Regions from separate parts of the Homo sapiens genome. Here all the other regions are linked to region 1. Evidence: chromatin contacts called from ENCODE Hi-C or POLR2A ChIA-PET data. All regions are on one chromosome and are shown on one strand. Each heading gives the region's core, a stretch centred on a gene start or an enhancer-like site at or near the end of the contact. The rest is flanking DNA. Distances are from core to core; before and after follow the strand shown.

Region 1 (5,092 bases), core at 785-3,284:
CCATACAGAAGGAATATACTTCCCTGCTTCATTTCTGCTGGGCTTAGCCATGTGCATTTACTTTGGCCATAGGATATTGGCAGGTGTGATGCAAGCAAAGGTTTACAATGTGTTTGTGCAGTTGGACTTGTGTTCTTGCTTCTGCCATTGTTAGAGAAGCCGAGGCCTAGGAGGGCCAGAGTGACACCATTTTAAGTTGAGCTCCATCTTGAGACTCCTTGCCAGTCACAACCCATGGTCATAAGATGTTTACAGTTGAGAAAACAGCCTAAAGATACCTGCAAGGACACAATCCTGTAACAACAGAAAGACCAGATGTCCCAATACCCGTAATATATGCTTTCAAGATAATTATAGTTATGCTTTAATGTACTTATACACTAAAATGTCAAGGAGAGTTTTCTTTAAATCAATAAAATAATAAATTTTGTCATGCTGTCAGACCACATGCACAAAGACACAGCTTAGTTTAGCCTTTACATAGACAAAACCCCTATATATCAAATTTTTTTTTTTTTCAGACAGAGTCTCGCTCTGTCTCCCAGGCTGGAGTGCAGTGGCGCAATCTCGGCTCACTGCAAGCTCCACCTCCCGGGTTCACCCATTCTCCTGCCTCAGCCTCCCAAGTAGCTGGGACTACAGGCGCCCACCACCACAGCCGGCTAATTTTTTGTATTTTTAGTAAAGATGGGGGTTTCACCGTGTTAGCTAGGATGGTCTCGATCTCCTGACCTTGTGATCTGCCCACCTCGGCTTCCCAAAGTGCTGGGATTAGGCGTGAGCCACCGCGCCCGGCCTATATATGAAAAATTTAAAATGGCCAGGCGCAGTGGCCCAGCACTTTGGGAGGCGAGGCGGGTGGATCATCCTGAGGTCAGGAGTTTGAGACCAGCCTGGCCAACATGCGAAGCCCTGTCTCTACTAAAACTACAAAAATTCACCAGGCGTGGTGGCGGGCGCCTGTAATCCCAGCTACTCAGGAGGCTGAGGCAGGAGAATTGCTTGAACCCAGGAGGCAGAGGTTGCAGTGAACCGAGATTGTGCCATTGCACTCCAGCCTGGGCAATAGAGCAAGAGTCCATCTCAAAAAAAAAAAAAAAAGAAAAAGCTAAAACAAAGACGGGGCATTCCTTTGCTTGCTTCCTAAGGACGCCCTACTCTGTAATGGAGGCGCTTTCAATAAACTCTCACCGTACCCTGCAACTTGTCTTGAATTCCTTCCTGCGTGTAATTCAGGAGGCCTCTCTTGGGGTCTGGATCAAGACCGCTTTTTCTGTGAACAACCACCATGAGAAGAACACGCCCTGACTGACCCACTGGTCCAGGGAAGCTGAGACATGGAGAAGACAGGGACCCAATCTTCAGCTTGGAGACACGTCCAGCTGAACTCAGCCCACATCAGTGACCTGCAGATGCATAAGTGAGAATAAACGATTGTTGGGTTACGCCTCTGAGTTTGGGAGGCATTTTGTTACACCTCTTTAGTGTGGCAATAGTAGACTAATAATACATGCTCTATTATGCAGAAGTGTGTGGCTTAAAATAATAGTTGAATGACCAGGTGCGGTGGCTCAGGCCTGTAATCTCAACATTTTGGGAGGCCATGGTGGGAGGATCACATGAGGCCAGGAGTTCAAGACCAGCCCGGGCAACATAGTGGGACCCCCGTCTCCATAAAATTTTTAAAAAATTAGCCTGGCGTGGTGGGCGCACGCCTGTAGTCCCAGCTACTCGGGACGGCCAGAATGAACGGCATTATCGTCTGTCTCTTCATTCTGATTCTGGCCAGCAAGGGGTGGCCTCCCCCTGCGGTCCTTGCTGTTAGGTCCCTGCGCCCCCTCAGCTTTGCGCTGAAGGTCGCTTTACCGGACCCCACTTCGCCCTACCAGGCGCAGGATGAGCGTCTCTGTTCTTTTAATGTGGCGTCCCCCACAGGCCACCGTACCAGGCCGCCGGTCCGGGGTTAGGGCACTTGACGCCGGCGCCGCCATGTTGTCTCCGGGCCACTTCCGCGTTTCTGGCGCGTGGTCTTGCATTTCCTACTTGGTCCTGTTCGTGGCGCCGCGCCTCCGGGTGTTGGGGAGTCCGGGATGATGGGGAATCCGGGGCTCGCCCTAGTCGCGGGGACACCGCCTTCCAGGAGCTGTCCCCAGGCAAACTCACAGACATCTTCAAAGAGCCTTCTTGGACATTCTGCTTTTTGCTCCTCATAACAGGCTTCGGTAAGAGAACAGGCAAACATCACTGCGGGCGCCTCTAGGGCTCGTTTCCCTGTCCCAGTACCGGGAATCGGGGAGGGGTCCAAGCAGAGTTCACTTAGTTAACAAATCAGTGAAGCAGTTGGAAAATCTCAGTTATATTTTAAATGAGATCGAGGGCGGTGACTCACGCCTGTAATCTCAGCACTTTGGGAGGCCGAAGCGGAGGTGGAGGGTCGCTTGAGGCCAGGAGTTCGAGACCAGCCTGGGCAACGTGGTGAGCCACCCCCGCCCCCGCCCCTCTATAAAAAATACAAGAATTAGCCGGGCTTATTGGCATGGGATTGTGGTCCCAGCTACTTAGGAGGCTGAGGTGGGAGGTCGCTTGAGCCATGGAGGTCGAGGCTGCACTGAGCTGTGATCACGCCACTGCACTCCAGCCTGAGGCTACGGAGAGAGACCCTGTCTCTAATTAATAAATAAATTATAGATAGATGATAGATAGATGCAATAAAAAATAAAATTGGCTTGTAAACGGCAAACTAAAAGTGGAAATTATCATTACAATGAAAATATTAATTTGAGGAACCGAAAACTTAACTTTCCTTTTCCTGTAGTTAAGTTTAAGCACTTAGATTTGCTTCAGTGATTCCCAGGCTTCATGATTGCAAGCTGCTTGCTTGTAAGCACCTTGTCTCTCACTAAAAAAAATTACAGTTATTTTAAAGTCCCGCTGGATGCTCATTCTTTAAGGAGGGTGAACAATGGTAACTCCTGTACCGTTAGAGCTCTGAATGAAGCCAGATACGTTCCATAGATCACAGAACTCATTTTCTGGCTTGGTGAGCCTGGTCAAGTTTCTTAACCTTTCTGAGCCACAGATGTTTCAATTATAAAGTGATAATAACCCTTCACTGGGAAGGTTATTGTGAGGATAATATGAGATCAGCTATACCAAAATATGCCTAACATGTACTTGACATCCAGTAAGCTTTCTGAATTAGGATATAAATGGCATTAATGGTTAATCATTGTTATTCTTTTGTTCCATGATATGCATGAATAACAACTTGAAGCCTTCAAACTGCTGAGAGCTGCTTGGTGGACCTCGTCTCTCAATTTGCCCTTCCCACTAAACCTGTCTTCCCCCAACAGTGGGCTTTCTGGTCAGCATTTCAGAATGTCTCAAACCGTAGGTCCTTCCCACAGCCCCAAATCTCAGCAAATGACCAGTCTCTTGCTTCAAGCTATTAAATGGATGCTGTCTGACAGCCCTCCCTTGAAACCTGCAAACTCTCGTGCTTTGGCATCCATCCTTTCCCTCTAGTGCAATGCAAGTCACATCCTCCCTCTGGCTAACCTCTCCACCCATCTTCTGGATTCCCCACACCTCTCCAATCTAATCTTCACACTCCAGCCAGGGCGAACACTTACAAATATAAACACAGTCATTTCATTCTCTATCTAGCAACTTTCCATGGACTTCCTTTTGCTCTCAGGGTTCACCTCAACATCCTTACAGGCTTTCCAGGCTGTGTATGCTCTGGCTTACCACTGCTTCTTATTTTTTTTTTTATTATTTATTTATTTATTTATTTATTGATTGATCATTCTTGGGTGTTTCTCGCAGAGGGGGATTTGGCAGGGTCACAGGACAATAGTGGAGGGAAGGTCAGCAGATAAACAAGTGAACAAAGGTCTCTGGTTTTCCTAGGCAGAGGACCCTGCGGCCTTCCGCAGTGTTTGTGTCCCTGGGTACTTGAGATTAGGGAGTGGTGATGACTCTTAACGAGCATGCTGCCTTCAAGCGTCTGTTTAACAAAGCACATCTTGCACCGCCCTTAATCCATTTAACCCTGAGTGGACACAGCACATGTTTCAGGAGAGCACAGGGTTGGGGGTAAGGTCACAGATCAACAGGATCCCAAGGCAGAAGAATTTTTCTTAGTACAGAACAAAATGAAAAGTCTCCCATGTCTACCTCTTTCTACACAGACACGGCAACCATCCGATTTCTCAATCTTTTCCCCACCTTTCCCCCCTTTCTATTCCACAAAACCGCCATTGTCATCATGGCCCGTTCTCAATGAGCTGTTGGGTACACCTCCCAGACGGGGTGGTGGCCGGGCAGAGGGGCTCCTCACTTCCCATAGGGGCGGCCGGGCAGAGGCGCCCCTCACCTCCCAGACAGGGCGGCTGGCCGGGCGGAGGGCTGACCCCCCCACCTCCCTCCCGGACGGGGCGGCTGGCCGGGCAGAGGGGCTCCTCACTTCCCAGTAGGGGCGGCTGGGCAGAGGCGCCCCTCACCTCCCGGACGGGGTGGCTGGCCGGGCAGGGGGCTGACCCCCCCACCTCTCTCCCGGACGGGGCGGCTGGCCGGGCGGGGGGCTGACCCCCCCACCTCCCTCCCGGACGGGGCGGCTGGCCGGGCAGAGGAGCTCCTCACTTTCCAGTAGGGGCGGCCGGGCAGAGGCGCCCCTCACCTCCCGGATGGGGTGGCTGGCCGGGCAGGGGGCTGACCCCCCCACCTCCCTCCTGGACGGGGTGGCTGCCGGGCGGAGACGCTCCTCACTTCCCAGACGGGGTGGCTGCCGGGCGGAGGGGCTCCTCACTTCCCAGACGGGGTGGCTGCCCGGCGGAGGGGCTCCTCACTTCTCAGACGGGGCAGCTGCTGGGCAGAGGGGCTCCTCACTTCTCAGACAGGGCGGTTGCCAGGCAGAGGGTCTCCTCACTTCTCAGACGGGGCGGCCGGGCAGAGATGCTCCTCACATCCCGGACGGGGCGACAGGGCAGAGGCGCTCCCCACATCTCAGACGATGGGCGGCCGGGCAGAGACGCTCCTCACTTCCTAGATGGGATGGCAGCCGGGCAGAGACGCTCCTCACTTTCCAGAC
Region 2 (5,092 bases), core at 1,669-4,168, 670 kb after region 1:
TCTGTATAGGCCATGCCTGGAGTTTTTTGCACATGGCAGTCAGAGAGTCCCAGCTCAGTTCAGTGCAGTATTACCGAATTCCAGTATATGCTGGGCTCTGTTAGGTGCAAGGGGTTCCAGGATGAATGAGTCTGTGGCCCAGTGGACAAGGTTTGCCCCTGTGTGCAGCTCTGTCTGCTTTACTAGATTTGCTCCTCAGATTCTAAATTGGAAGTATGTGCATATTGCTTGATTTACAGATTATTAGAGAATTTTTTTCAGTTAAACTTTGTCCAAAATAGACACTAAGGGCAAAGGAAACTGGTATTATTACAGCAGGGTGTATCTCATAAGCTCTGAGAATTGTACATGTATAAAGAATCTTTGAATCGCCGAGTCTTAGCCCCACGTTTTATACAGCACAGAAATACAGCACAGAAAGTTTAGGTGATTTCCCTTGGGTTCCATAGTGTGTTAGTCACCAGGTTCCTTTAACTCTCTCAGTACTCTTTCCTTTAAACTATGGAAGAGCTCAAATGATTAAATCAATAAAAGAATGACAACTTATAGAGCTCATTTACGTGTCTGAATATATCAGTTTAGCCCAGAGTATCTGAACTCCTGGGCCATTGCTATTCACTGACCCCTTCTCCTCCTCGTGTTCTAGTAAAATTCAGCCCATGAATATAGTCATTAGAAGTTGAATTTTAATGAAATTGGGCGCTTTGATCAATGGGAAGGTTGAAAGTTATGTGGGAATCATCTATATAGTTTATAGCTGTGACTATGTAGGCCAGCTCCTAAGTGCCCCCTGCAATGTGTCACTCTCTCTGGTTTTCTTTCCAGGGAGGTACCCTGTAGAATAACAGTCTAATTTACCTCTCAGACATCTGCTGTCTTTCAGACCTTATGCTAGTTTTGTGCATATCTTCATGATTCCTCTAATAATGCATTGGATTATAAACTATTATCTCCACTTGAGAGACGCTCAGAGAGGCTAGGGAGCTTACTCAGGGTCAGAGGGAGTGCAGCTGAACAGTTCTGCCAGGGTCCCTGTGATTGTTGGAGCAGCCTGTGTTTTTTCAAGCTGTTGTCTGTGAATCGTACGGTAGAAACATGGTGCGTATTTCTGCAGCCTTAGTTCTAGCCATTGAAATATCATGGAGTTGAATGCAGAATACCCATTAATGTTTAGGATGACCAAGAAACTGTGCCCAGGCCCCAAGCCCAGCTCTGTCATCAGAGGTGAGTTACCACTGGTGCCATGCCCTTTGATTCCCTACAGGCGCCCTATGGAGGTGCCCACCAGTGTGCACTTGGAAGTGTGATGGAACGCATCACATCCCCTTGTTGCCCCTGCCCCGGTGATAGGGGGATTCACTAAGAACTTCAGCATAGTGAGAGAATGTAACTGAAGCTCCTGGGTTAGTGCTGCTTGGTATCCCAGTTACTTTGTAGATTTCGGAATCTTTTGTCGTCTAGCCTGAGGATTACTGTTGATGACACAATTTTCTTTGGGATTATAGGCTTCATGTTTCATACAACCAGCATATACGTAAATGGCCTCTTCAGTGTATCATGTATACACATTGGTGAATAGCTTCCCACTAGATAATGTTTTAAAGGGGAAAAAAAGAAGTCATTTCTAAAATCCCAAGAGAGTGTCCCCGTTTTGAGGTTAGAGCACGTTTTTTAGCCTTATTTAGTCTTGCATCTTGCTCCTTATGCTACCTTTCATTGCTTTATGAAATTATTTTTTAAGGGATACTTTCTAACATTCCATCCCACTTTTTTTAAAGCTCGTTCATATACTTTGTCCTCACAGAATAGAACAGGGTTTCTCAAATTGCACACACTGAACTCTGCAACACAACAGTTCCTTCATTGGAGACCAGATGAATTGAACCACTGGCTTTCTGAAAATAACTGTATGCTTTCCAGTTGGCCAGCCTTGGCAGGGACCCACTACTACTCCTATTTCTCAACAGTCAATTTAAAATATTGACAGTAGCTTAATAACATTCAATAGTAACTTGCAGCAGCCTTTCATATACCCTGACATCTGAGATATGTACCAGTTTATGAAATAGAACACGCAGATGGTCTTAGCCCCATTTTCCAGATGAGGACCCTTGTCCAGGGAAGGATTGGTGCCCATTTAGCTAGCTCTTTCCCAGCAAGCAACAGTACCCAAGGCTCCATGCCCCAGGCCTGGGAGGACCCCTCCCACGGCGTACTTCAGATCTCCACCTGTGACTTTGAACACATGCTTCGAGGTGATGTACTTCTTGGAGATAGTGCTTTCCTCATCTCTTCTACCTTGTAGTCGTCAGTAGAGGGCATGCAGTGCAACAGAAGTGGATTTCAGGACTGAGACTAGGGTGAGGCAAGAGAGGCATCAGAATGCAAAAGTGAAGTAGACACCTGCCGTCAGCACTGGGCAGCCCTGCTCCTGGGGCCTTACTTGACTCATCCTGGTGGGTTTTCCAAATGGCAGAGGTGCACAACCACTTCTTGCAAGCATGGGCACTTGAATTGTAGCCCATGTACACAGTGATTCTTGGAAAAAGTCATGAGTAATGAATGGAACTTTTCTCTCCCAGGTTGATCTTGTGTTTTGAGACATAAAGAGTCAAAGGTTGGTGCCTAGGATGCTCATTCTTATTGTTTTTGGTAGTTTGATTGTTGAAGGCTTTTGACACGACATTGAAGTGAATATTTGGGGCATTTTGCTCCTCTGGGCTTTTCTCTAAAGCACCCTCACATTTCCTCTCTCATGTTCCTGGGCTTTCCTGGCTTTGATGCTAGCCCCACTGTGTGTTCCCATTAATAGCCCTATGTAGCCTGGCTCCTTATTCTGGAAACTGTGTAACTTTTGCTCTTGATCTTAAACACAACTCAGTCTTGCAAGGAGCTCCGCCTTTGGTCTCAGCTTCTTGGGGATTTCCCTGGCAGCCACATAGTGAACTATGTCACACTCTCTGTTTTACCCGTTAATAAGGAAATACTCTGGTACATGGAGCTTTGCTTGCTGATCTTTTTCTAAGTACTCTGGGGGCAAAAGGAAAAGCAGCTAGAGGATAAGGATGTAACTTTCTTCAAATTAAGCCATCCTGACCCGTGGTAGAGATTAGCCACTAAGAAATAGTGGAAACAAATAACTGTTTCACTCTTGAGTGTTAGCATGGAAGAGATTCTGGTTGAAATCCTAGTCCTGCCACTTTCTGGTTACAGAAACTTACATTACTTTTCTTTTGATGTTTCAAGGAGATAGGAGTTAAAGAAAAATGAACACCAGATTACTAGAACATTCTTATAGAGTTGCCCAAAGATGGAATGGACACCTTCCAGAGTGGAGGGGAGGGAGTAGGATTGGACAGTAGTCCTCAACTGGGAGCACTTCTTCCCCCTGACCCCACACCTGCCTCCCAGGGACGTTTGACAGTTTTGGATTGCACAAAACTGAGGGGTGAGAGTTGCTGCTATATCTAGTGAGCAGAAGCCAGAGATGCTTCCAAATACCTTACGAAGCATAGGACAGCCCTCACGGAAAGAATTATCTAGCTCCAAATGTTAATGATGCTGACTTTGAGATACCCTAGTCAGAAGTAACATTTATTGGCCAGGGGCAGTGGCTCATACCTGTAATCTCAGCACTTTGGGAAGCCGAGGTGGGAGGATCACTTAAGCCCAGGACTTTGAGACCACCTGGACAAGACCCTGTCTCTACAAAAAAAAAAAAAAAAAATTAGCCTGATGTGGTAGTACATGCCTGTAGTCTTAGCTACTCAGGAGGCTGAAGTGGGAGGATTGCTTGGACCCAGGAGTTTGAGGCTACAGTGAGCTATGTTTGTGACACTGCACTTCAGCCTGGGCAACATAACAAGACTCTGTCTCAATTAAAAAAGAAAGAAAGAACATTTGTTGAATCTAATTTTCCCATGTAATATCAATGACTGTGCAAGATAAAGTGGTTTTTATCCTCACTTTGGATGAGATTGGCCTTTGGTGATTGAGAAACCTTCCTTTGGTTGTTCAGCTACTTCTAGATAGACATGGGATTTTAAACTAGCCATCTATATGTCCAAAACCCATCCGCTTTCCACAAACCCATTATGTAGTTAGCTCCCCATCACTGATGATGTTCAAAGCTAAGCAGGGTGAGCAACCACTTGAAAGAGGGGATGGATGAGGATACAAGCCTAAGATGTATGTTGCACTAAATGACTTTTGAGGTCCCTCCTAAAGATCACATTCTCTGGTTCTATTTTGAAATGGGATTTGTCTTTTTAGCCCCAGTGTTAGAGTGGCAGCCAGATATCCCTTGGCTATGACCAGTGAAATCCCTGTGCTTTGTGCACCTGTGAATCTTACTCCTATTAATATCCCAGCCCTATCAGGCCAGAGGGCTAGGGTTCCAAACAGGGGCAGCCAGAAATGCACCATCTTCTGCATCCCATCTGCATTCCGGGCCCAGGCAGTTATTTTTACCTCCATATGTAAATGGGCCCAGCGATTTCTCATTTAGGAGAACAGCAGAGGCACAAGTGAGGAGAGCTGGAGAAGGAGGGGAACCTATCATATACTCTGAGATTGCAATTTAGTATCAGTTTGCTGATCAGTGTCACTCCACTAGTTTAATAAGTAATTATAGTTTCTCTTTTGTGAACAAGGAAAACGGGTAGCTTCACCCAGTGGTTGTCAGCCCTGGCCAAAAATTAGAATAAGATAGAGGGCTTTTAAATCACACCTACAACTGAGCCCCTCCACCAGAAATTTAATTTTCTGAGGTGAGGCCTGGGTACAGTGATTTGAGAACTTTGCAGGGATTCCAGTGTCTAAGCAGCCTGGGCACCTCTGGTTAATGGCACACCTCAGTGCTGCGCATTCTGCTCCAGTACCTGCTGGTGTTACTCTGTCATAAAGAGACTAGAAAAAGAGTGAGTTGGGCCCTGTTTCTCAGTGTGTCTTCAGTGGATTGTAGGGAGAAGGAGGCCCATACTCTCTGCCTAAACGAGCACCTGCTAGACTCCGAAATCTAGTTAATGGAAGTTTCTCCTCATCCTTGGACATCCTTGTTTTATATGGTATACGTTCAAAATACATATAATCT
Region 3 (5,092 bases), core at 928-3,427, 560 kb after region 1:
TGTTTGTTCATGAAGTCTTGGTTTTTGGGTTTAAGAAAGTGTTCTCCTGTCTGGGCGTGGTGGCTCACGCTTGTAATCCCAGCACTTTGGGAGGCTGAGGTAGGCGGATCACGTGGTCAGGAGATCGAGACCATCCTGGCTAACACGGTGAAACCCCGTCTCTACTAAAAATACAAAAAATTAGCTGGGCATGGCGGCGGGCGCCTGTAGTCCCAGCTACTTGGGAGGCTGAAGCAGGAGAATGGCGTGAACGCAGGAGGTGGAGCTTGCAGGGAGCCGAGATGGCACCACTGCACTCCAGCCTGGGCGACAGAGCGAGACTCCATCTCAAAAAAAAAAAAGAAAAGAAAAGAAAGTGTTCTCCTAAGTGCTGCTCACCCTTTTTCCCAAACAGGACCTAACCCTGCGAGGGAGGGTGAATTAGGCCATTTGTTTACAGTTTCATCAGCACCAGGCGTGCACGGCGTTAGTCATGGTCCTTGCTCTCAAGGCACTGTACTTGTAGCAGCAGTATGGTGCAAATGTGCAGCTGAACAGTGGGCACAGGTTCCTGGTTAGCATTTAGTGCCACAGGAATGACAGGGAGGTCTTAATTGTGATCGGACCGTGGGAGCTGGATTACCCCAGACTGTAGCTCACTTCCCTGTAAGCTTTTGGTAGGGAGCTTGGAATTAGCACCATTAGTAGAAACAGATTTCAAAGGGAATGGTACCTGTTCCGTATGAAACACTTTAAAACTCCCGGTGTCCACACGTCTTTAAAAAAGAGGCTTAAAGCAGTTTCATTTCATCAACCCCAAACTGGAGAAGCTATGAATGACCACACTGATGAATATGTCCTAAAATATATGTATATTATATAAAGTGTAAAAACAGACAAGCAGGAACATACTACCAGTTTCTATCACAGCTACCCTTAAACTATCATTGGAGGGCAATTAAGTGGGTACAACCTCTAGCTATTTGGAAATATGTATAAAAATGACAAATGCCTGGTTGGGTGCTGTGGCTCACGCCTGTAATCCCAACACTTTGGGAGGCCTAGGCGGGTGGATCACCTGAGGTCAGGAGTTCGAGACCAGCCTGGCCAACATAGTGAAACCCCATCTCTACTAAAAATACAAAATTAGCCGGGTGTGGTGGTGCATGCCTGTAATCCCAGCTACTCGGGAGGCTGAGGCAGGAGAACCGCTTGAACCCAGGAGGCAGAGGTTGCAGTGAGCCAAGATCGCGCCATTGCACTCCAGGCTGGGCAAAAAGAGCAAAACTCTGTCTCAAAAAAAAAAAATTAAAATTAAAATTAAAAAGTAAAATAAAATGATGAATGCCTGTACTCTTAGACCCAGCACTCCCAGTTCTGCCAGTTCATGCAGCAGATACATATGCACACGTACAGAGAAGGATGCAACAGATACATATGCACACGCATACAGAGAAGGATACGTATGCACACGCGCACAGAGAAGGATACATATGCACACGCACACAGAGAAGGATACGTATGCACACGGGAACAGAGAAGGATGCACAAGAACATACATTCCCTAGTTGACGGAGTCGCAGATTAGAAACAACAGAAAAGCGTCCATTAAACAACAGTTTGAACCTGTGTTGAGATATCAGCATCCCTTCTCCTTCTCTCCCCCACTCCCTCTGCCCTCTGCAGGTTTTATTCTCAGCCTGATTTTCTCCATTGGATGTCAGCCCTAGGCTGGCATTTGCAGAGAGAGATGGTGGCTCCTGCAGAGCTTACGGCCTGTATTTTATTGGGCTGTGTTGAGTTACCCCTGATGTGAGCAGGAGAATGGGATGTTCTGTAAATTGGCCTCTAGCCCATCGTGAATTCATATTTTTTTTATAATGTGTGAGTCACACTCCCTTCTGTCTTCATTTCCTTTTCACACTCCCAGCAGATCATTCTCTCTATTCTGATTGGCATTTTATACATGAGGCAGCAGAGGCTGAGACCTACTGTATTTTGAGACACTGTAGCTTTATATGGCATAATTAAATCATAGTCATCAATCACTCTTAGGAGGTAAGGATTATTATTGGCATTTTCCAGATGAGAAAAATGGAGGATGAGAAAGGTTAGGCATCTTGCTGAAGTCACAGCAGACTTAAGTGCCGGAGTTGGAGCTGCATTCCGGTATGCTTGCATAGACTCTCTTCTCATGCTCACTGCACGCCAGTCACCTGGTATGCTGAGGCCCTGCCTCCAGGCCTTCTGATTCAGCTGGTCTGCAGCCCTGGCATTTCCAGCTCCTCAGGTGATTGGAATGAAAGCCAGAGCTGGGAGCCACTGGTCTACACCACCAGTAAATGATCGGGTTCTCACTTGATCATTTAATTAAGAATCTTGGTTTTCTGCTTTCAGTCTGAGAACTCTTGTTCATGCTCTCAGGCATGTCTTCACGCAGGAAAGTGATCTTTGAAATTAATAGGTGCTTGGAAAGCCTTTAAGCAGCAGGCAGTGGAGAAGGCCACTCAGTAGGAAGGGCCGAGCATGAAGCCTAGTGCACAGGCTTTTCAAGACCCCACGGAGGGTCTTCAGAAAAATGGGTTTCCTTTGTCTCCGTGGCTTCCAGTCTTTGTTGGCCAGCAGTTGTCTGCTTCAAATGAGCTGGCTCTAGAGGGGCCTGGAGAACCCAGAAAAACTTTGTGACAACCTGACAAGTTTGTGTTAATCTTCTGGGCATTGGCTTTCTGCACTTATTGCTCACTGAATCACTGAACCAGGCAGGTGGGGTACTGGAGGGCAGGGGATGGGTAAGAAGGGCAGCCTTTGGAAGGAAAATCAGCAGAGGGCAGGGACCGGGGAAGAAGGAGTAAGAAGGGAAACCCTTTTCTTAGGTTCTTATAAATCAGAAGAGCAATAAAGAAAAAATTTAAATCTAAAAAATACATGATTAGGATTTAAATCCAGTATGCTTCACTACATATAAACCTTTGACTTAATATTTTCTGTAGTAGATGAAAATAGGACTTTTTTTGTTTCCCTTCTCTTCACATGGTATTGAGTTTTTTTGTGTTCTGAATACGTGTTAAGATTAATTATGAAAATCAAATTACCAGATACTTGAAATATAAAATTAGTAATATTCAAAGACGATTAAATGCACGATTTCCTTTTCTCATAAAAAAAGAAGCAGACGGAACTTGTATTCTGAAAGCAAATATGGAAATCACATTAAACATCAGAAAATCCTCACCACCGCCCCCCACCCCCATGTGCATTTCATTTCTCTTTGGTCTGAGTTCAAGGGAGAGAGAATATGAATGTGCTGCTAGCTCAGGAAGCTTCAGTTCTAACTTTCTAAAGAGCTGGGAATGTGCTTGAGTCTCTGTTATCTCTTGTTTGCATTTTTCGCTACTTTGCCTCCATTTGATCCAGGGAAAACTTCATGGTAGGGATGTGAGATGTATTTTGAGGGCTAAAAGAAAGGAGTTTGAACAAAAGCAGGACAGTGTTCCGAATGTGGAAGCAAAGAGTCCTTCCAAGGGGATGTGCGGCCAACGCCTCTGTTCAGCGATAGTCCAGCTGAGACCAGGACCTGTGCCTGATGCCCAGGCCACCCCACAGGACGGTCCTCCAGCACCTCATTTCTCCTTTCATCAGACACCTCTTCACTGGCCTACTGGGAGAAAACGGAGATGAGTGAAAATGTGCATACAGAACATAGGGCTCAAAGGGACCCTAGCACCAGTGGTGCTCAAGCCTGTCCCAGCATTAGCGTCACCTGGGAGCTCCAAAAACATATTGTTGCCAAGACTCAGTCCAAAGCAAGTGACTTCCTTGGCCTGGAGTGAGATGTGGGTGGCCAGGGTCAGGAACCACCGAGTGGGTCCACCTCTGCAGACTGGGAAACAGAGTCTGGGAGGCTGCTTGTTCCCTCAAGGACCTGAAGTGACATGGGGAGGCAGGACTAGCCTTGGGGCTCCTAATTCTGTCCTGGCCTGTATTCCAGTGTGCCGTGGGGCACGTCCAATTTGAATCTGGCCCCAGTACACTCTCAAGCCCTGTGTTGCTCTGGTCCCACAGCTTCTGCCCTTGACTTTCCATATAACAGCACATTGGTGGCCAGGGCTTTGCACTAACCTACCTGCCTCCAACATTGTTTTTGAATAATGGAAGCTAAGCAGATGCATATTAATGCCTGCATTATGGAGAAGACTGTCTCTTCACAAGTAATCTGTAGTTGTTAGTCTTGAAAGTGGGTTAATTCATTGTCTTTCTAGAGAAAATGATTGCATGGCCTAATAGTCTTCCAGTTAGTCTGTGTGGCAAGGTAGAAGCCAGGAGTGGATTCTTAGCTCCTGTTGAGTGCTGCTGTCCTGAATCAGAGATCTTCTCTCCCGGGCCACTTTGTCATGAGCAGGATTTTGAACCAAGACCTTTTCTTCACCTGTCTCGGGGGCCCTCACCGTGGGCTTTGTGATCCCCTGACAGCTCCAAAAGCCTTTATCCTCATCCAATATCTGGTGAACAGCTGACACCTCCTGGGAATCTTTAAAATTGTTCTCTAAAGAAACCATTCTGCTGCAAGTACCTATTTTTAGACTTTATAAAGCCCACGTCAGGTTGTCGCTGCCTTTCTCTCTGTCTGCTAAGCCTGCTGTTTGAAAGGCAGCAACAGGATCTTTTGTCTTTAAAAGTTCAGCCCCAGCTGGTGCATTCCCCACTTGAACTCCATAGCCCTGGTGTGCTCTGGGGTACGTCTCTTCCAAAACCCAAACCACAGGCAGTGACCTTTACACCCCAGGAGTTGAAATAATACACCTGGAGGAAGAAAATAACTTACAAACAATGAGCCTAGAGTATAAATGGCTATGTTTTAAAACCCTCGATTTTCCTTGGGCGTATTTAACCTGTACAGCTAGACTGTTGTGAGTTTTGGGCTCTCTAGGGGGCTGTCCAAGTTCAGAACAAGTGCATCTGCTGGCAGCCAGCTTAAGGAGTTAGCAGCCCTCAATTCCAATAACGAACGTGTAAATCAGAATTCAGGTGTGTTGAAGTGGGGCCTTGCACACATCCTGGTCAGCCCAGGGTGATTTCCTCTCTGGCCAGTGGTTTTGGCTTTTTTCTTCACATG

What was found. Hi-C counts contacts between places; a loop is a spot of excess contacts on that map. ChIA-PET counts read pairs that join two places held with the same protein, here RNA polymerase II (POLR2A). Pooled maps may share reads with other maps.
Region 2: a loop to region 1 is called in a pooled map, with 2.4 times the contacts of the local background. The contact joins the enhancer-like site here to the promoter of ATP8B1-AS1 in region 1. A Hi-C loop is called at or near these places in 2 of 168 maps with a recorded cell type or tissue (gastrocnemius medialis and heart right ventricle) and 8 of 50 pooled maps.
Region 3: a loop to region 1 is called in a map of CD8-positive, alpha-beta T cell, with 11 times the contacts of the local background. The contact joins the enhancer-like site here to the promoter of ATP8B1-AS1 in region 1. A Hi-C loop is called at or near these places in 3 of 168 maps with a recorded cell type or tissue (CD4-positive, alpha-beta T cell, CD8-positive, alpha-beta T cell and naive thymus-derived CD4-positive, alpha-beta T cell) and 12 of 50 pooled maps. POLR2A ChIA-PET finds 5 or more read pairs at or near these places in 2 of 52 experiments (CD8-positive, alpha-beta T cell and naive thymus-derived CD4-positive, alpha-beta T cell).

Annotation. Positions count from the first base shown.
Region 1 is chr18:57,628,297-57,633,388 of GRCh38, forward strand. ATP8B1-AS1 (ATP8B1 antisense RNA 1) reads left to right here and starts at 2,035. Exons shown (of 3, transcript NR_164148.1): 1 at 2,035-2,222. RefSeq lists enhancers at 1,687-1,736, 1,783-2,283, 1,807-2,296, 4,574-5,092.
Region 2 is chr18:58,300,638-58,305,729 of GRCh38, forward strand. The region is part of intron 5 of NEDD4L (NEDD4 like E3 ubiquitin protein ligase); the gene reads left to right. Among named protein-coding and RNA genes, the nearest start is that of MIR122HG, 140 kb to the right of the region's middle. Within about 2 kb of position 2,919, at least 3 of the 41 ENCODE cell types and tissues checked have a DNase peak (open chromatin) inside an H3K27ac peak, as active enhancers do; they include gastrocnemius medialis, where a contact is called at or near this core.
Region 3 is chr18:58,184,599-58,189,690 of GRCh38, forward strand. The region is part of intron 2 of NEDD4L (NEDD4 like E3 ubiquitin protein ligase); the gene reads left to right. Among named protein-coding and RNA genes, the nearest start is that of NEDD4L, 140 kb to the left of the region's middle. Within about 2 kb of position 2,178, at least 10 of the 41 ENCODE cell types and tissues checked have a DNase peak (open chromatin) inside an H3K27ac peak, as active enhancers do.